2 separate regions of the Homo sapiens genome follow, and region 2 is linked to region 1. Evidence: chromatin loops called from intact Hi-C (ENCODE). Cell type or tissue: mammary epithelial cell. All regions are shown on one strand.

Evidence for each region. Hi-C counts contacts between places; a loop is a spot of excess contacts. Peaks named below come from ENCODE experiments on the same cell type or tissue, not always from the same donor. Only the 100,000 strongest peaks of a DNase experiment are listed, where the experiment ranks them.
Region 2: a loop joins it to region 1, with 8 times the contacts of the local background. A loop is called at or near these places in 4 of 110 quality-filtered maps.

Annotation. Positions count from the first base shown.
Region 1 is chr22:35,226,961-35,234,960 of GRCh38, forward strand. It overlaps LINC01399 (long intergenic non-protein coding RNA 1399), which reads right to left and starts at 4,096. Exons shown (of 6, transcript NR_126356.1): 1 at 4,038-4,096. It overlaps LOC105373017 (a long non-coding RNA gene), which reads right to left. Exons shown (of 4, transcript XR_938210.3): 4 at 5,683-5,931. In mammary epithelial cell, a CTCF peak has its summit at 4,723 (motif pointing left); a DNase peak (open chromatin) is centred at 4,731.
Region 2 is chr22:34,410,384-34,418,383 of GRCh38, forward strand. No RefSeq gene overlaps it. Among named protein-coding and RNA genes, the nearest start is that of LL22NC03-13G6.2, 200 kb to the left of the region's middle. RefSeq lists a silencer at 4,550-4,699. In mammary epithelial cell, a CTCF peak has its summit at 4,607; a DNase peak (open chromatin) is centred at 4,628.

The DNA of each region.
Region 1 (8,000 bases):
GTGACAGACAGAGTCATGGAGATGAGCAGAGTTTTCATCCAAGGACAGGGAAAGGACAGCCATCCTCCAGCCAGCATTAGAGGGACAGAGTGAAATAATAACAAAGTGGCTTTCATGAGTATCCCTTTAAGCACTAAATGTTCCGCATGCAATTTACACATCTAATAAGTACTTCCCATTGGTATTATGGTTACCATTTGTCTTATCATTGATTTGCTAGGTATAATGGTTTCTTATTGCCCCTAGAGGGACATGCTGTCAACAAGAATGTACCGGTGAGAATGGAGGCAGAAAGATCAGTTAGGAGGCAGCTATGGTAAGACATGATGTAGCAAATCCCGGGAACTGGCTACTCTAAGCCATCTGCACACCCCCTGCCCCTGCACACTCACTCGAGCCCCTCCCCAGTAAAAAAGACAAAGGCTCTCAATTAGGAGTTATGGCCTGGAATGAGGAAGTGACGCCTGGAGAAGCAGCAACTACCCTGTGACCACAAGAACCAGTGCCAACACTGAGGATACTGGAGTAGAAACAGGAGGAGGCACCAGGGTCCCTGATGACATTTTTGGGCATTTGTTCCAGTTCTGGACTGCCTGCCCCAGACTTCCTTTTGCATGTAATAATACACCCTTCACCTTTGTAAGCAATGGAGCTGTTTTCTGTTACTCAATGTCAGGCCTCTGGGCCCAAGACTGCACATACATATCCAGATGGCCTGAAGTAACTGAAGAATGACAAAAGAAGTGAAAATGGCCTATACCTGCCTTAACTGATGACATTACCTTGTGAAATTCCTTCTCCTGGCTCATCCTGGCTCAAAAGCTCCCCCACTGAGCACCTTGTGACCCCCACCCCTGCCAGACAGAGAACAACCCCCTTTGACTGTAATTTTCCACTACCTACTCCACTCCTATAAAACGGCCCCACCCCTATCTCCCTTTGCTGACTCTCTTTTCGGACTCAGCCCACCTGCACCCAGGTGATTAAAAAGCTTTATTGCTCACACAAAGCCTGTTTGGTGGTCTCTTCACAGGGACACACATGAAACTCAATCCTGACCAATATGAGGCATGAGAGCCTGGCCTAGAGAAGTTGTGGAGGACAGCGGAGAGGAAGTACTTAATACTTAGGAGGTGGTAGAATTGACAACACTTTATGCCTAACCAGACATGAGGGGAGGAGGAAGTCAGGGAGGAAAGAATGTCTTCCCCAACATAAGGAATACAGCAGGAGAAACAGGTTTCAGTGGTAAAATCAGAGGTGCATCATCATCATGTCAATAAGCTGCTTCAGACCGTATTGTTTTCCCCCGAATTCTTATATTGAAGCCTTAACTCCCAGTGAGACTGTATTTGGGGCTAGGGCCTTTGGGAGATAATTAGGCTTAATGAGGTCATGAGGGTGGGGTCCTCGTGATGGGATTAGTGCCCTTATAAGAAGAGAAACAGACATCAGCGCTCTCCCTCTGTCTTGTGAGGACACAGTGAGAAGGCAGCTTTCTGCAAGCCTGGAAAAGGGTCCTCACCAGACCCTACCACACTGCACCCTGATCTCAGACTTCCAGCCTCCAGAACTGTGAGAAATCAATGTCTGTTATTTAAGCCACACTGTCTATGATATTTCATTAGGGCAGCCTGAGCAGACTAATATGTAAATGCTGTGCATTGTGCTAAGAAAACAGGTTTTCCCTGTTGTCCCAAAATTCTGCATAAACCCCCAAACTAGGGACAATGGGCATGAAATCCTCTCACATTCTAAAAAGCACAGTGACATAGCCATGCAAGATGAGCCAAGAAAGGACAGAAGTACCTCTGCCCCACAGCCATCACCCCTTCCCAAGCCCCTCCAACCTTTATCAGCAAAAGACCTGGAGGAATTCCAGAGGACTCACTAGACAAGGGAGTATTTGAAATATGGGGAGAGCGCTGTGTCTTTTCGTTTCCTGCTGTACGGCCCTGGCTCCCACCCAAGCCAACTTCAAGAAAGTCATTTGCAAAGATTAGGGCTATGGCATCGTTTGGGTTCCCCAGAAGGAGACCTTGAGGCAAGAATCCAAGGACACGTGACTAACTTGAGAGATTATCCAAGGAAACTCCAGGAGGGGAATAAGAAAGAGCTGGAGAAAGAACGGCAGTGAAAAGGGTGTGGTTATTGAGAAGTGACCACTGTGGATGAGAGGGAATTCATCCTGCTGTGAAACACTGGGAGCTAGTGAGGAAGACGACTTTCAGAGTCATCCCACCAGGGGGCAAGGGACCTGGGCATTTATTAATACACGCCAACACTCACCAGTCATCATGGAGGGCTGCTGCTGTGGTGTTAATTTCCTGGTACTTAGGCCCACTACTCTGGCCCGGGGCCTGGCCACTGTAGAACGCCCTCAGGCAAAGAGATACAGGGGCTGCCCTGGAGGTTAGCCAGTGAGCACTTTAGCAGAGACAAGGAATGTAGGTAGGAGACATTGCCCACATCCCAGCATCTGCTAGGGGCTGCCTGAAAGAAAAGGACCCTAGATCTGTGTTTCTGCAGCAGACTCTCTGATCTGCCCCTTAAGTCTAACAGAACAGGGGAGAAAAGACCTGGAGCGAGGCACAGGGTAGGGGGTGGAGGTGCAGCAGCAGGCACTCCCACTATAGCATGGCAAAGATGCGTGAGTCTCCCACAGGCGGAGAGAACACCACTGAAGGACCAAGACTTGAGCAATTTCCACGTCCAAAGATCCTAATCATTACCCAAGGAGACTTGAGTGGCAAGAAGCTGTGGGCTCCCCCTGGCAACGATGGGGGCTAATGGGGTGGTCAGGGCTCCCACAAGAGCTCTTCACGAGGACCTCTGAAGAACCCACACAGGCACCCTGAGAAACAGCTAGCATCCTGCCCATTGCTCCCAACCTTTCCCATCCCTCTCCCGGCGCAGGTCTCTGGGGCTGGGTCAAGCCTGAGCGGGAGGGTGGGAAAGAGGAGCATTAAATGAAAAACCAGATTGAAGTACTTAGCTGCAAATGACCAAAAATCTCAAGGATCTGCCTACGATATTGTAAGAAAGATAAGAGTAGAGCAGAATATGCCCCCACCTGGTTCAGACAGTTCAATACATCCTTGATAACAACCAGCTATTGAGTACCAGACACACAGCGAGGTGTTCCTCAGGGCTGAGCTCATCTAATCCTCTCAGCAACCTTAGGGGAAGGTGTTACTGTCCCTACTGTACAGCTGAGAAGTGTGAGGCTTAGAGAAGCTACACAGTTTGCTCAGGATCATACAGGCAACGCATAGCAGAGTCTAAATTCAAACTCGGACCATTTTCATTCTGGTGCCTTGTTCATCAACTGGTAGGTAAATTATGGTATACCCATACAATAGAATACTAGTCAGTAACAAGAAGAAATGAATGACAGATGCATGACGGAACCTGGATGAATCACAAAAACGTTATGCTGAATGAAAGCAGGCAGACACAGAAGACTACTTTCTGTAGGATTCCATGTATATGAAATTCTAGAAAAGGCAAAGCACAGTGCCAGGGAACAGATCAGTAGTTGCCAGAAGCCAAAGACTGGAGAAGAAATGGGGCATGGGAAGCTTTCTGGGGTGGTAAAAATGTTCTATACCATGGCCAGATTCTGTGGCTCATGCATGTAATCCCAGCACCTAAAGGTGTTAGCAGAGCCAAGGAGGCTCTAGCCATGTGAGGGCATGGGCTGGAGAGGAGGACAGAACTAGAGAAATAAAATGAAATGACAGGTGGTAGAGTTGAGAAAGGGATGGACAGGGAGCAAATCCTAGAGTAAACATCTGACTGAAAAGAGACTTAGAGATGAACTCTAATCCAATGCCTGCCCCCACCTTTAAAGTTGGGGAACTGAGACCCAAAGAGAAGATTAAAGCAGCGGCAGTGGTGCTGGGGGGGCTGTTTACCTCTGTATTGGTCCATTTCACACGACTCTAAATAACTGCCTGAGACTGGGTAATTTATAAAGAAAAGAGATTTAATTGACTCACAGTTCCACGTGGCTGGGGAGGCCTCAGTAAACTTACCATCATGGCAGAACGGGAAGCAGCCATATCTCACACGGCAGCAGGAGAGGACGCTTGTGAAGGAAGTGAAGGGGGAGGAGCCCCTTATAAAACCATCAGATCTCGTGAGAACTCACTCACTATCACGAGAACGGCATGGGGGGAACCGCCCTCATGATCCAATCACCTCCCACCTGGTTCCTCCCTCAACACCTGGGGAGTACAGGTCAAGATGAGGTTTGGGTGGGGACACAGAGCCTAACCATCTCAACCTCCTTTATTTCATTCTTTCAACAAACATTTACAAACAGCTTGTTCTACATAGCAGACAGTCCAAGTCAAACAGGGCAGAGCCCCTGCTCTCCGGGAGTCCACAGCCGGAAGACGGACAGCCAGATGCCCTGGAAATTTACACTTCATGATGCTCAAGACGCTCAATGTCCCAGTCCCCCAGGCTGAGTTACCAAAGTATTGACATAAGAAAGGGGACTACAGATTTGAGGAGCCCGCAACTTATTCAGGAAGCCCTCTTATGGGAAAATGATACGAAATTATAAATGCAAAGTTAGGTACAAAAGCAGAAGGGGTCTGTACAGGTGAGAAGTCCTGAAGCTTAAGCTTCTTTAGCTTTTACAGCAATTCCTTCCCTGACCACACCTGAATTCAAGGGCAAAAACATACTTCTGAACTGGGCCAACAGCGCCCTCTAGCGGACCCACAGAGGAAGGCCTCAAGGAGCTCTGAGCTTTGGACACACCCACGCAGGCAGCGTAAAGCCAAGCAGGTAAATTTGGCCATCGGCTTCCTAGACACTTTCTCATCAGCCCATAGACCTGCCCTTCCTAACCCTAGAGGTGTGCAATTATTATTAGAAGCTTAGAGCTCAGCGTCCAGATGGACAGTTCCTTGTAGTTCCTTGATTTGGGGCAGGTAACTTAACCTTTCCACGTTTGTTTCCTTTACTGCAAATAAGTTGTGTCATAATGAGATTAAGTAAGTACCTACTTCAGAGGATGGTTGTAAAAATTAAATGAGATGACTCACTTTTATGATGTCTCTAAAATTAATTTTAAATAGACTCACTTATAAGTGCTTTATACAAAGGGCACTTTGATGTGTAATTTTTATTATTATTATTATTATTATTATTATTATTGAGACAGAGTCTCTCTGTTGCCCAGGCTGAGTGCAGTGGCGCGATCTCGGCTTACTGCAACCTCCATCTCCCAGGTTCAAGCGATTCTCCTGCCTCAGCCTCCCGAGTAGCTGGGACTACAGGCGCCTGCCACCACGCCTGGCTAATTTTTGTATTTTTAGTAGAGACGGGGTTTCACCATGTAAGTTATTTTTTAAGGAAAATGTATTCACCTGGCCATATTTTCTGCTTCTTCATGAACTCTTCTGAAGAAATTACCCTTACTACACACTCACAAAGGACCACGCAAGGCCCAGTTACACGGTGCAGGGTAGAGACAAGGTGTGTCTGTCTCATCCACCATTCCACAGACCCCTAAAGAGTGAGGTGGGAGTTTATTCATCTCCCCATTCCCCCCAGCACATCCCTGGCTCATGGCCCATCACAGGAAAAGTCACTTCATGGATCAATGTCTGGAGAGGGTACAATGTCGGTGTGAGATGAATGAATACTAAGTGAGTACTCTTCATGTTTTCTTCTAACTTTATATTTTAATATAATTTCAGATTTAGAGAAAAGTTGCAAGAATAATGAAGGATGAATTATCAGGGGCTCTTCTTCCAAATTCCCCAAAACATGCACATTAAACTCAGGGCCTTCTGTGTCCTCTGCCCCTTTCTCTCTCGATATGCTTGAGTGTGTGTGCATCATCTTCTGAACCATCTCCAGTTAGTTGCAGATGTGGTCCTCTTTTGCCCCCAAATCTTCAGTACATAGTTCCTAAAAAGAAGGACATTCCCTTATATAACTGCAATTCACTTATCAAAATCAGGAATTTGGCATAAATTCAATACTATTATCTACCCTGCAAACCTTATTTAGATTTTACCAACTTGTCCCAATAATGTCATCTACCCAAAAGAAAATCCGAGATCGTGCATGGCATTCCACTGTTACCTCCTTTCAATCCGACCAGATTCCTCCCTCAACACCTGGGGGGTACAGGTCAAGATGAGATTTGGGTGGAGACACAGAGCCTAATCATCTTAACCTCCTCTATTTTATTCATTCAACAAGCATTTACAAACAGCTGACCCTAAGCAAGCAACTGGAATTGAAAGACCAGCAGGAAAGTAATGGGATATCAACCCTCCCTCATCACACCATTTGCTTTTTACTTATTTATTTGCAACCGTAGTTTTACATATGATAAGTTCCTCCAAAGAGAAGAGGGAAGAGAACTCTGATCCCTCCCCTCTGAAGTTTAAATTATTAAAATACACCTTATGGACTGGGGTAGCCTCAACTGGAGCCCAATTGCTGAAAGGACAGGACAGACCCTGGGAGGAAGTTTGCCCTGGGATGGATAGCTGGGAATTAAGGGGCATGATGATAGGAGCCTGGACAAGTAACCAGGAATCAACCCTGAGAATTCTGTCCTCAGAGAATTCTGATCCATCATAACCCATTCATGGTCCAGCCACCTGGCACTGTGGTCATGCCTTGGAGACAAGATATGGTGTCCATCCTCAAGGAACTCATCACTGAAGAGCTCCTGGGACACTTGGGGACCATGTTTGTCATGTGATCATGTGCTTGCCAGGTGACTCCCCTGACTAAGCATAAGCAAAGAGCTGAGGAAGGTGAAGCTGTGCTCACAGGAGGTGGGCAGCTCTGCTGGAGCCATATCACTGCAGATATTCTGAAAATCACAAGGTCATCAGGGAAGGGTTCTTCAGGCAAGGAGAGGCAGAATGAAAGCCAAATCCTGAGACTGCGCAAGAACCTCTGGGCACCTGGGAAAATTTGGGGAACTAGAGAAAGCTGGACCCCTTCTGAGTAAATTAAGTGAGGGCTCAGAGCTGTTGCCATTTGAACAGGCTTCTATAGGAGAGACTGTGCTTGGGTCCAGGGAATGGAGAACTTCAGAATTAACATTCCCTGAATCCTTGGTCATTGCAATAGAGTTATCAGCCTTCAGACAGAAGGAAAGAGGGAAACAAAACTTGTCTCTTGGAATCCAAGTTCCCAGACACCAGCCAAGGACCAAACCCACAAGTAGCCTTTTCTAAGGACAGCAGTCTTCACTCTTTTCTACACATAGATCTTTTTACTGTGGCTGCTTTTTGAGATTTTCTCTTCATCATTGGTTTTAAGCAATTAGATTATGATATACCTTGATGCAGTTTTTACGTTTGAGGGTTTGGAAATTTTTGACCCATTATTTCTGCAAATTTTTTTTAGTATTCGTTCTCTATTTTTCCTTCCAACTTTTATTTTAGGTTTAGGGTACATGTGCATGATTGTTACATGGGTAAATTGTGTGTCACAGGGGTTTGGTGTACAGATTACTTCATCACCCAGGTAATAAGCATAGTACACAATAGGTAGTTATTTGATCCTCACCCTCTTCCTACCCTACACCTTCAAATAGGCCCCAGTGTCTACTGTTCCCTTCTTTGAGTCCATGTGCACTCATTGTTTAGCTCCCACTTGTAAGTGAGAACATGCGGCATTTGGTTTTCTGTTCCTGTGTTGATTTTCTCAGGATAATGACCTCTTGCTCCATCCATGCTGCTGCTGCAAAAAAACATGATTTTGTTATTTTTGTGGCTGTGTAGTATTCCATGGTATAAACGTACTACATTTTCTTTATCCAATTTACCATTGATGGGCACCTAAGTTGATTCCACGTCTTTGCTATTGTGATAATGAATGCTGTAATGAACATATACGTACATGTACCTTTATAGTAGAATGATTTATACTCCTACAGGTATATACCCAGTAATGAGATTGCTGCGTCAAATGGTAGTTCTGTTTTAAGTTCTTTGAGAAATCTCCAAATT
Region 2 (8,000 bases), 820 kb before region 1:
AATGTAAAAGTAGATAAGAATTACGGGTTTTCTTGTACAAATGCATATTCCTGGGCGTGGCCCTAAACTACTGAATCTTAGGACTTCCAGGTAAGGCCCTGGGTTCACATTTTTAGCAAGCAGACTTGGTGATTTTCTGCAGGGGATCTAAGGACACTGTCTAAGCCAAACTGTTTCAATTTGACTCATGTTCTTTCAGATGTTCAAGAAACATGTAGAATACGTACTTTATTGTGAGCACTAAGGGAATGTAGATAGGTATAAGTAAGACACTATCAAGGACTTAGACTCAGGGTGGCAGAGGTGTAGGGATAATAGTAAAAAGGTAGTCAAAAGGCAATAAATGTGATGACAGGGTCAAGCACAGGTGTCCGTGGAAGCAGGCCTTGGAAAATGGTGGCCAGCAGTTTGGTTATTGCTTATTGCTTATGTAATACTCTGACAAGCGATTAATCCTAAGCTTTGTAGAGAGGATGTGGATGCACATCAAGAGGATTAAGGTAGAGAGGAGCTTGTATGTGTAACAGAGCACTGTCTGTGAGATCCATATTGTTCCCTCACCTACTATAGTAACCTGGTATAGTAACAGCTGTTTTCACTGTCTTAATTTCAGTTTACATTTGGAAAATGGGGTGAGTAGAGGTATTTAAATCATAGAAAGTACAGAATAAAACACACAAATGCTAAAACATACACACATACACTGTAAATTGACACTAAAATTCTACTTCTGGAAAGCAGTTTTTTTCTTTTTGAAAGATACTGCAAGGTTAAAGACAAAAAGAGCTGTGCACAGCAACTGTATTCTCATCGGGCATGTTTACAGTTCTGTTACTACATGTGTATATTTGTTGAACAAGCACGTAAATAAATTGTAGATAACAGTCAAGAGTCAGGTATCTCACTGTCGGAGAAAGAAGTTAAAAGGGGAAAAGCTAGAGTGAATTTAGTGGTATTGGGTTGGAATTGGAGGATTATGAACTCATGGTTCTAATATATATATGTGTATACACACACATGTTTATATGTGTTTATATAAATATATATAGATATTTATGTACACATGCATTTATTTTGTAGCTTTGGCCACAGAGAGAACTTAAGCAATGTTATTCAAGTGGTAGTGAACATCCCTATCACTAAGTTCTTGGCTTCTAGGTGCCATTCTCCAATAAAAAGAACCAGGACATGGCAGGGTGCTGTGGCTTATGCCTGTAATCCTAGCACTTTGGGAGGCTGAGGTGGGCAGATTGTCTGAGCTCAGGAGTTAGAGACCAGCCTGGGCAACATGATGAAAACTCATCTCTACTAAAATACAAAACATTAGCTGGGCACAGAGGTGTGTGCATGTAGTCCCAGCTACTTGGGAGGCTGAGGCAGGAGAACTGCTTGAACCTGGGAGGCAGAGGTTGCAGTGAGCCAAGGTCACATCACTGCACTCCAGTCTGGGTGACAGAATGAGTCTCAAAAAAAAAAAAAAAAAAAAAGAGAACCAGGACTCCTTGAAGAAGTGGTGGTTTATTCCAGGGCTGGGTCAAGAAAAATGTGAGGCGAGGAGCCTGGAATATCTTTCTTGTGATACCAGAAAATAAGAACCTACTCAGAAAAGGATGGAGCATGTTGAAATGACATGGGTGCTTACTGTAAGGACTTCCCAATGGCCAAAGCTAGAACAATTTAAGCAACAAAATAAATGAGGATAGTATTGTATTATTACTCATAGAATAAAGTAAATGTCCCTAAATCCATAGTGTCATAAACAAATAACTGGATAAATAAATATAAGGGGGAGATGGAATAGCTCTATCTTACAGAAGAATTCAATTAATAATGAAGAAATGAGAAAAATACAAAATCTCCTTTAGGCAAATACCATAGCAATAATTATTACAGGCATAAGCTACTGACAGATATAAAAACTAGTAGGTAAAAGTTTGAGAAGAAACAATATATTATTATTATTTTCAAACTATCTCTCCCAGGATATTTATCAATTTCAAATGAAAACTATTAACTTTAACAAAACTCAGCAGACATCACCTTAACCAAATGCTCAAGGCTCATATCACCAATAAGTCATTTTGATATCAAATTACCCTGATGTGATGAACCAGGAAGAGTATATCACTTTTGTCATATTTTTGCCAAAAATTTATAACCTCAAACCTCAAAAAGGAATCATGAGGAAGTGTCAGACAAACCCAAATTGAGAGATACTCTACAAAATAACTGAGCGTTACACGTTAAACATATTGAAGTCATGTTAAATTGCTAAAGGAGTTTATTTTAAGAGTTCTCATGACAAAAAAATAAGTATGTGAGCTAATGGGCAGGTTAGTTGATTTAGCCAGTCCAAAATGTATACATATTTCCAAACATCATGTTGTACATCATAAATATATACAGTATTTTTAAATAATTTTTTTATTTGTGCAAATTTAAGAGGTATAAGTACAGTTTTGTTACATGGATATATTGTATAGTGATGAAGTCTAGGCTTTCAGTGTAACTATCACCTGAATAATGCACTTTGTAAACATTAAGTTATTTCTCATCCCTTTATTGTGTATATTTGAGGTTTACAACATGATGTTATAAGTATAGATAGTAAAATGCTTACTACAGTGAACCAAGTTAATGTATCTATTATTGCACATAGATAATTTTTGTAATGAGCAGCTAATATCTACTTAACAAAGATCTCTAATACAATACACTTTTATTAACTATAGTGTTCTATAGTGTTCATATTGTATCTTATATATCTAGATTTGTTTATTCTACAAATCTGCTACTTTAAATCCTTTGACCTATAGCTCTTCATTTTCTTTCCTGATCCTCTGCCGCTGGTAACCACTGCTTTTATTCTCTATCTCTGTATATTTGACCTTTAAAAAATGTGTAGATTCTGCATACAAATGAAATCATGCAATATTTTTTTTCTGTGTCTGGTTATTTTACTTAGTATGATGTTGTCTGGGTTCATCCATGTTGTGGCAAAAGGCAGGATATTCTTTTTAAAGGCTGAATAATATTCCATTGTGTATATGTATACATACAAACACATATACATATAATCCATATGTGTATATACACACATATGCATACATACAGTGGAATCATACATGTATATGTATGTATGTATGTATATTATGTATATGTGTATATATGTATATGTGTGTGTGTCTGTGTGTATATATATATATATATATATGTATACGCATACATACCTACACCACACAATTTCTTTATCCATTTGTCAGCAGACACTGAGATTATTTTCATATCTTGGCTACTGTGAAAAATGCTGCAGTGAACATGGGAGCATGATATTTTTATGAGGTGGTGATTTCATCTCCTTTGGGTGTATAACCAGAAGTGGGATCACTGGGTCAAATGGCAATTCTATTTTCAATTTCTTTAGGAGCCTCCACGTTGTTTTCTGTAATGGTTACCCACATCTACATTCCTACTAACAGTGTACATGAGTTCCCTTTTCTCCACATCTTTCCCAACATTTATTATCTCTTATCTCCTGGATAATAGCTATCCTAATGTGAGTAAGATGATCTCTCCTAGTGGCTTTAATATGCATTTCCCTGATGATTAGTGATGTTGCACTCCATTTCATATTCCTGTTGACTATTTGTATGTCTTCTTTGGAGGAATTTCTGTTCAGGTCCTTTGCCCATTTTTAATTGGATTATAATATATATTTCTTATCAATATAAAAATTAAAAAGTACATTATCCATTTGTATGTACTTATTGCCATTACTGTGGGAATATTGTATCTAGAAATACAGAAAGAAAATACCATGTTACATCAATTCATTGTATGTAATCAGTGTTATGAATTGCTGATAAAGTATGTGAAATATAAAAAATTATAAACATCAAATTCATAAAATACAATGAAAGAATAAGATATTGTCATAGACTGAAAAAGACTAAAACATAGCAAATAAGTGCAATGTAGAATTCTAGATTATACTCTGGAACAGAAAAAGGACATTGGGGGAAAGCTGGTCAGACTTGAATTATTTATATGTTAATTTCCTGATTTTGATAATTGAATTATGGTTAAGTTGTTAACATTAAGAATGTAAACACTTTTTACTATTTTTGTAACTCTTCTGTAAGTCTAAAATTTTTTAAAAATGGAAAGTTTAAAGAAAGAAAAAAAATACCTAATCCGATTGCCTTGTTTACAGTGCCTGGCATATGACAGGAGCTTACTACATGCTTGTAGGATTGTTTTGCCACCATGTCCTTGATCAACCAGTTCCCCCACTTGGGGTGCTGTTCTCTCACCCACTGTCTACTTCTCATCTGCCAATGAAGTAGATAGTAATATTTTGGGTACTCCCTTCATATTATGATTTTTGTGTGTGGCCATGAATTATGCTGGTGTGAACTGCTGCTCAGTGCCAACAGCATTCTGGAGAAGGAAGCACTCGAGAAGACACAAGGTAGATGGAGATTGAGAGGCCACTATGATGTCCTTCAGGTACAGTGTAGGTTCTCTTGGGGTCTTAGGGAGCAGAGCCTTGACTCCACCATTTTACAGGCACATGTGCTGCTTTGCACACCCCAGATAGGGGGCAGCAGACAACAGGGAATGATGCCTAGGAGGCTATGGTAAGTGGGTGGCTGGTAAGTTCCTGGGAGCTGTCCATGGTTTTGAGATGTCTCTGGTACCCAAACCGCTCAAGACATTGCTGTAGGTGAGCTTAGATTTTTGTTTTGACGCTTAGGGTACAAAACACTGTGGAGAAGGTGTGTGTATGTGTGTGTGTGTTTCTATTTGAAAAGCCAAGCTCCAAAAAACTGCATCATCCTGGAAGGTAAAGCAAACTCACTGCAGGGGCTTGCACATGTAGTGATTTAGGCCCCAGGTAGTCAACACTTTTTCTTACAATAGGTTTTGTGTGAAGTGTAATTCCAAGTCTACTTGCATCACAATTTTCTTGGAGCTTGTTAAAAATACAATTTCCAAGCTTTGCTTTACCAGACCTATTAAATCAGAATCTGAAGGCAAAGGTTGAGGAATGAGAGAGGGAAGGGCTAGATAAAAATATGCATTTTAAAAAGGCTTCCCTGGCAATTCATATTCACACTGAAGTTTAAAAATAATTTTACATCCAGTCCAAAGTGAAGTAGATGGTAATATTTTGGGGCAAGTACGGGGGAAACAAATCACAAGAACTACTGTTCATATTTATTTGTATCTCTTTATTTAAATGTTTCCATCTTCTGATATGCATTAAAATTTGCATAGTATTTTGCTACATGAATATACATTAGTTTGAGTATGTGGATACAATTCATACATAAATATACATGCATTTATTTATGTGTTTATTATTTCATTCAAAAGGTATTTATTGGGCACTCACTATGCCCCAAGCACCGTTCTAGGCACTTCAGCTGCAGTATTGAATAAGGCAAAGTATTTGTCCTCAGGGAGTTTATCTTTTCCTCACAAATGGAGAGGAAAGAACAGGAATAAATGTGTTGGGGATTCATTCCCTAAATTTTTTTTTAAACTTACTGGCTAAGTAATTTTAAAAAGTTTAGAAACCATTTATTTAGGTTTTTCAAATTATCACAAGTGAGTCATCTCATTCTATACAAAACAGAATATGTCTTGGCAGTCAGACTGGCCATTCTTTTGTCCTTTCAAATGATGCTGTCCTCCCAAAATCTTACTGGTTCCAGGAGGGACATCCTATTTCTACAATCTTGTCCCTGCTCTGTCTTGCTGTACTCAAGAACTCTCCTGTGGCTCCATTTTCCATCCTTAGAAAAACAGACAATGAGGAGTCCCTGCTGTTCTGCTGCTGTGACAATAAATGAGTGTGTGTTTTTCCAGTGCTACTGCCTTCTGTAGAAGGAGCTGAAAAAATGCAAAACGATTTCCTCTCTTAACACACACACTTTTTTTTTTTAATCAAAAATGCTGTTTTGTCCTCTTTTGGTGTCTTCTTCCTGGGAAGAAGAATTTATTATTAGATTGGCAACTCCCTCAAACGCTGAATAAAAGAATAAAGGGGAAGTGCCTTTGCTGTATCATGTATCAGAGGCCTCTCAGCATAATGTGTGAGCTCTGGCATGTCACCATATTTTACAGTAACTCTGATGTTTTCACCCAGCGCTTTTGAGTCAGGCGAAGAGAACTCGTATTTCAACCCAAATGCAATTTGCATAGCACACGTGATAACATCACACTTTTAAAGCCACCCGCCCTGTTGGGATCCCTCACATTTAGTTCAAATCCTCATTTCCTCTACAAAAGGATGTTGTGTAATTAGTGTAATCAGGTCCTAAGGACCATTGAGATTGTGACTATTGTGGGCTCAGCAGACAGAGTGATGTCACATCCAAATCCTAACAAAGCAGATTGGTCATGAATTGTCACCTCCCCACCACTTAGGCAGCAAAGACATTCCTCAAGTAAGGAGAGGACAGATGGTTCAACAATTTGTCTTGGAAATAGTATTTCCTGCTGCTAAGAAATGGTGTTGGGAAAGGGAAGCTGTAGTTCCAGGGTAAGAAGCAAAGAGGAAAAATTTATGTGCTAAAAGATCACTAAAGAGAAATCATGCATTTATTCATGAAACCACCATTTATTGAGCATTTACTGTGTACTGGGCACTAGGTCTGAAGCAATAAGCAGCAATGATCCAGACAGACACTGAGATTATTTTCATATCTTGGCTATTGTGAAAAATGCTGCAATGAACATATCTGTATCTCATGAATGAACTCCATATCCCATGGAGTTTATAGCTGTTAGGAAACAGACATTTAATTCAGTGATTATAGCAGAAAATGTGATAGTGCTACAGTAGAAAACACATAGTGCTACAGGTTAATCCACTCAAGCTGTTATGGCAAATGCACATACTGGGTAGCTAATAAGAAACACAAACTTATTTCTCATGGCTCTGGAGGTTGGGAAGTCCAAGATCAAGATGCCCATTGATTTTTTGTCTATTGAGGGCCCATTTCTTGGTTCATAGACCACATCTTCTCACTGAGTCCCCACATGGTGGAAGGAGTGAGGGAGCTCTCTGGGTCCTGTATTATAATGGCACTAATCCAATCCACAGGGGCTCTGCTGCCATGAGACAATCACCTCCTCATAGGTGTCACCTCCTAACACCATCATCTTGGGCGTTAAGTTTCCACCTCTGAATTTTGAGGGAACACAAATATTTAGACGGTAGCACACCTCCTTTGTGAGCCTCAGAAAAGACTTCCTGAAGTTAATGATAGTTAAGACACAAGGATGAGGCCAGGCATGGTGACTCACACCTGTAATTCCAGCACTTTGGGAGGCCAAGGCGGGTGGATCACCTGAGGTCAGGAGTTCATGACCAGCCTGGCTAACATGGTGAAACTCTATCTCTACTAAAAATACAAAAATTATCCAAGCATGGTGATGGGCGCTTGTAACCTCAGCTACTCAGGAGGCTGAGGCAGGAGAATTGCTGGAACTCAGGAGGTAGAGGTTGCAGTAAGCCAAGATGGTGCCATTGCACTCCAGCCCAGGTGACAACAGTGAGACTCCATCTCAAGAAAAGAAAAAAGACACAAGGATGAGTATGAGTTTCAGGGTTCTAATCTTGACTCTACTTCCTTATTTCAATTATTTCAGCCCTTTAAAAATGCGACTATATTCCAAATCCTGTACTAAACACCCAGAATATAGAGCTGAATAAGGCCTGGCCACTGGCCTTTAGAAACATACAACCTAGTGTACAGGATGGACTTGATGAAAGATGGTGTGAGTGAAGTGAGATGGTGAGAAGTCTAGAGAAGTGAGGAGCTGCTCTTCCTGGAGAAGCCTTCATTAAAGGATTGTCTTGACAGAAAAGTAGGAATTTTTCCCAGTGAAGAAGTTTTTTAAAAGTTGATTTTAGGCCTTGCATGTATAGAGGTATGAAGCTGTGAAAAGGCTAGGAGTGTCCAAAGAGTATGCGAAGTGCAGTATGA